Regions from separate parts of the Homo sapiens genome. Here region 1 is linked to region 2. Evidence: chromatin contacts called from ENCODE POLR2A ChIA-PET data. All regions are on one chromosome and are shown on one strand. Each heading gives the region's core, a stretch centred on a gene start or an enhancer-like site at or near the end of the contact. The rest is flanking DNA. Distances are from core to core; before and after follow the strand shown. Region 1 overlaps CFAP20 (cilia and flagella associated protein 20). Region 2 has its middle 27 kb from the start of KIFC3.

Region 1 (2,700 bases), core at 6-2,505, 290 kb after region 2:
GGAGTAGGTGACAGAGCAAGACCCTATCTCAAAAAAAACAAAACAAAAAACGAAAAAAAAAAAACAAAACCAAAAAAACATGGCTGGGGTCAGGCATGGTGGTTCACGCTTGTAATCCCAGCACTTTGGGAGGCCGAGGCGAGAGAACTGCTTGAGCTCAGGAGTTCAAGACCAGTCTGGACAACATGATGAAACCCCATCTCTACAAAAAATTAGCCAGGTGTAGTGGCACGTGCCTATCGTCTCAGTTCCTCAGGAGGCTGAGGTGGGAGGATAACCTGAGCCTGGGAGGTCGAGGCTGCAGTGAGCCGTGATTGTGCCACTGTACTCAAGCCTGGGCGACAGAGTGAGATCCTGTCTCAAAAATGAACAAACAAACAAAAAAACAAGGCTGGACTATTAGGGCTGAATGGAATAACATATGAAAAAGATCAACTAGGTTTAGAACAGGAGACATCAGAAAGACAAACATACGGTCTTTCTTTGTGGAAAGGGCTGTGTTAGGCTGCCATAATCAATGACTCAATCACACTGACTAAAGCTCCTCTTGTTCACTCATCAGCCTGCTGATTACGATTTGGCTATTAGACTTGCATATGGGGATAAATCAGTGTTGGGTCTGGTAGTTTTATTTTTCAACATAAATTATTAATAATATGTTTCTGTTTTTAGACATTAGTCTCTGTGAGCTCTGTCACTGTGAGTCTGATCCACTCATGGTCTGCCTGGTGTTCTAAAGGTGACATCTGATGTCACTGCCCACCTTTTCCACAACTGCAACCAAGTCTTGTCTCCTTAAAAAAGAATAAGCTCAAGCAAGAGCCAAGACCAGTTATGAAGCATCATTTCTATCTTCGACAATGCTTAGCACAGTGCTAGCCATAAACTAAGCGTTCAAATATTTGCTGACTTCTGGAATCTGTCACCCTAAGAGCTGGCACATATGAATAGGTTCAAGGAGGGTTTTAAAAATTCCTGGATAACACATCCCCCGTGGACTATTATAGGAAGCCAGAGATCTGGGGCATATCACAAAGCCCACAGGGCCGCCAGCATGAAGAATGCTTCCACAAATGGGTGCCCATTGTCAGAGACAGAATACTGGGCTAGACGGGACCCCAATCCCTGCCAATGGAGCATTTCTTAGGCTCTCAAGACACAAAACGTCACATTGAAACGATTCTCAAACAAAGCTGGCAATGTTCAATGCCCTCCTGCTTTGAATTCTGGGCCCCTTTCCAAGGAGATTAAGAGCACAAAGGCCTGGGTCTGTGCAGAATACGCCACTACTGCCCGCCTCACTCGCCATCTACTGTTCCCAACCTAAGTGCCCACCTCACTCGCCATCTACTGTTCCCAACCTAAGTGCCCACCTCACTCGCCATCTCATGTTCCCAACCTAAGTGCCCACCTCACTCGCCATCTACTGTTCCCAACCTAAGTGCCCACCTCACTCGCCATCTCATGTTCCCAACCTAAGTGCCCACCTCACTCGCCATCTACTGTTCCCAACCTAAGTGCCCACCTCACTCGCCATCTCATGTTCCCAACCTAAGTGCCCACCTCACTCGCCATCTCATGTTCCCAACCTAAGTGGCGATATTCCTCCTGTATTTTCTGTGGAAAACCAAGCAGATTCAGTGAAGAAGGAATTAATGAAGAAATCATTTCCAACTAATGCGAGCAGCCCTACTGATAAGAGCTGGCAGTATTCCAACAAGATGCAAACACTACTTTTATAACACACCACTAATTATTCTCAATAACATAACCATTCTTTAAAACGGGACAAACTGCAAAGAGCAAATAGACAGTTAAATTGACAGGATTAAGAAGTAACTTGGGCCTGAAAACTGCTATTGCTAAAAAGCAACATGTTGCTATTGATCCACCCTTATTTAAAGCATGCCCTCAAATTTCACATCACTCAAGCTCTCTCTGGCCAGTGTCAACAAGAGGCCTCCCTCAGTTCCAGAAAGACCAGCCAGATCTCACAGGGAGAAAATGTTAGGGAATCTGCCTTCTGCCCATCTCAAAGTTTACGACTTCCCTGGAACTCCAGCAGATATGACCTATTCAGGTCTTCACAGAAGAAAACAAAGCCGTACAATGCACACAGAAGCCAATGCAGGCTGGAAGCTGGATAGACTGTAGTATTCCTGCACTTCTGCCCAGAGGCAAGCTAACTTTTAGTTGGATTTTCAATAAATTACTAAAGAGATTTCTTTTTCTCCCAGTGTTACTAGATAACAAACACACTCACAAATTTAAGTTTTACAAAATGAATGAATGTATTCCACAAAACAAGGGAACTTGGAGGGGTCAAGGCAACTTTGTTGAAGGAATGCCCATCAGTCTCTCTAGATTTTGAACCTGGCTGGTGGTAAGACAAACTAAACAGAGCTTTTCCCCAAGAGACTGTTTAACCCCCGATGAAGAAAAACACAAGTATCCCCATGTGAAAAGTCTCCAGAGGTTTGAAATCAAATTAAGTGGATTTGTTAGTGAATTGTGATTTTTCTCCTTTATTAAGTTTAAAGGGCTGCAAATACAAACTCACTGGAAAAGAGTAGCGTGGAGGTGGTAAGGGCGATCAATCAGATATGTGCATTAGAGGGTAATTTCCCAAAGCCTCTTCTCTAGGCTCTAAAACTAGGATCAAAGGGGAGAGGCGACAGGCAATTTGGGGCAAAGGCTCCC
Region 2 (2,709 bases), core at 47-2,546:
GGTGGCACCTCAGAAGACAGCCTGGGTGGGGCCCCGCGGCATTGGACCAGGGTCCCAGCCTGGGTTCTTGTCCCAGCTCTACCCTGATGGATCCCGTCTCTGGCAGACCTGGGCAGAGGAAAGGCCCTGAGGACCCTTCAGGCCCTAATGCTTTATGATGCTGGAGCAGGAAGCAGGGCTGACAGCAGAAACCTTGGCCCCTAGTGGCCTTTTAGTTAAGTGCCTGAGTAACAGCCCACTCCCTACAGGAGGCACTCAGCCCCTCTCCACTACAAGCCCAGCCCCCTCCACGCACAAGCCCCTCACCCCCCAGCAGAAGGTAGTGTAGATAGCTTTACTGATTGAGCCCTAACTAGATACTAACAGCCACAAAGCTGCCTCTCTGCTAGTCACTTGCTACGGATTAAAACAGATGCTGTTGCTATACCCATTTTACAGATGAGAAAACTGAGGCCCAAAAAGTCAGTCAGCTCACTCAAGGTCACCACAGACCCAAACACTAGGCCAACTTCCCCAGTAGGTACAATAGGCACAGTGATTACAGACCATAATACTTTTAAGGACCCATAAAAACGTTTTAATTTCACTTAAAATCAGAAGGGGAAAAAATGAACTTTTAGGGCAAAGATAATGATTTCATATATAAAATTAACATATTCACCTTTATACCAATATAGCAGGAAAATCTATTTTTATTTTTTATTTTAGTTTTTAAAATTAAGAATAACCTTTGTTTGTTTGTTTGTTTTTTGGAGACAGGGTCTCACTCTGTTGCCCAGGCTGGAGTGCAGTGGCACAATCAGAGCTCACTGCAGCCTCGACCTCCTGGGCTCAAGCAATCCTCCCACCTCAGTTCCCTGAGTAGCTGAAACCACAGGCGTGTGCCACCATATCTAGCTAATTTTTAAAAGATGTAGTAGAGATGAGGTCTTGCTATGTTGCCCAGGCTGGTCTTGAACTCCTGGGCTCCAGTGATCCTTCTGCCTCAGCCTCCCAAAGTGCTGGGATTACAGGCGTGAGCCACCATGCCTGGCCAAAAATCTATTTTTTAAATGTTCTTTTTAGCGGCAAAACAAACTCACCAAGGCAAAAGTACCTAGGGCTCAGGAAAGTCACCATGCAGCCCTGAATAGGTAGACCTTGAACTCAGATCTGTTTCCCTCCCAGGGTCATGTCCATCAAAGAATCCTCCAGCCTCTTCCCCAGTATCAAAGCAACCACTCAGGGTAATCTCACGGAGCTGCAGAGTTGACGTCTGTCCTTGGAAGGGTCATGGCCAGACGGCCACTCAGCCACAGGCATTTGCCCAGCTGGCCACAATCCCTGTGGGCAAGTGTCCCAGGCTCAATTTTTGGCCTTCCAAGAAGCCATTGGAGCAGAGGAGCTACATTTCTGGGGCCAAGTCATTCATAAGAGAAGAGGAACAAGGCAAGCCGGGAAACATGCTTGCCCCTCAACTGGGAGAGGCAAGAGAAGATGACCAAGATCATCCAAAAGAACATTCCAGCTTTTCTTCTTTGCCTGAAAGAAAACAATTGACAGCCTCTACCAGGGAATTATGTCCTCGAAAGGCCAGGTATAGCCCAGGAGGACAGAGAGCACTGGCTTTGGTGACAGGCAGATCTGGGTTTGGGTCCCCACTCAGCCATTTAATTTGCTGTGTGACCTTGAAAAAGTGACCTTACCTCTCTGACTGTTTTCCTTTCTTTTTTCTTTCTTTTTTTTTTTTTTTTTTTGAGATGGAGTCTTACACTGTTGCCCAAGCTGGAGTGCAATGGTGTAATCTCGGCTCTCTGCAGCCTCCCCCTCCCGGGTTCCAGCAATTCTCCTGCCTCAGCCTCTAGAGTAGCTGAGATTACAGGCACCCGCCACCACGCCCGGCTAATTTTTTGTATTTTTAGTAGATACAGGGTTTCACTATGTTGGCCAGGCTGGTCTCGAACTCCGGACCTCATGATCCACCCACCTCAGCCTCCCAAAGTGCTGAGATTACAGGCATGAGCCACCACACCCGGCAAAAATATGGAACGCTTCACGAATTTGCATGTCATCCTTGTGCAGGGGCCATGCTAATCTTCTCTGTATCGTTCCAATTTTAGTATATGTACTGCCAAAGCGAGCACTGTTTTCCTTTCTGTAAACTGGGAATAATAGCAATGCCCTTCCCCCAAAGGATGGTAGTGAGAATTGGCTGAAATAAAATGCTTTCTTCTATAGTAAAGCAGTTGCAAGGAGTAAAAGCCAGAAGAATATTTATTCATTGGTTTGAGAAACAAAATCATTGATGCCAACATTCCCGGGGCCTTGAGTAATTATGCCATGGGCTTGCCTGAAACACTGATAAATTTAGAGAAGCCACCAAAGCCACAGTAACTGAGGCCACACTATGAGGTCAGCCTCTTTTTCCCCCCAGGTCTTTGAGGTGACAGTTTAGACAGGAGGTAGGAATCTTGCTAATGAAAGGAGAGCCTCACCTTCAATTAAGGCGTCACCAGAGTGGGAAATTCATCAGCCCTGGTGATGGTGACTTACGCCACACTTGAGCCTTGCAAGTCCAGGATGACACAACCCAAGGCAGAAACCATGAAATTAGAACAAAGGTCTAAGTAATAAGCAGACCTGGGAGTTCCATTCAGGTGAGCAGGGCTGTTGCTCAGCAGGTGAGCCTGCCCCGCCATGGAGACTCAGCGCTAGAGTGAGAACCACATC

Evidence for each region. ChIA-PET counts read pairs that join two places held with the same protein, here RNA polymerase II (POLR2A).
Region 1: POLR2A ChIA-PET joins it to region 2 with 10 read pairs in endothelial cell of umbilical vein. The contact joins two enhancer-like sites. POLR2A ChIA-PET finds 5 or more read pairs at or near these places in 3 of 52 experiments (AG04449, HepG2 and endothelial cell of umbilical vein).

What each region holds. Positions count from the first base shown.
Region 1 is chr16:58,118,461-58,121,160 of GRCh38, forward strand. The region is part of intron 1 of CFAP20 (cilia and flagella associated protein 20); the gene reads right to left. Among named protein-coding and RNA genes, the nearest start is that of CFAP20, 9.6 kb to the right of the region's middle. Within about 2 kb of position 1,256, at least 5 of the 41 ENCODE cell types and tissues checked have a DNase peak (open chromatin) inside an H3K27ac peak, as active enhancers do.
Region 2 is chr16:57,828,520-57,831,228 of GRCh38, forward strand. It overlaps a transcript of KIFC3 not described here and the pseudogene RNU6-20P. Among named protein-coding and RNA genes, the nearest start is that of KIFC3, 27 kb to the left of the region's middle. Within about 2 kb of position 1,297, at least 8 of the 41 ENCODE cell types and tissues checked have a DNase peak (open chromatin) inside an H3K27ac peak, as active enhancers do.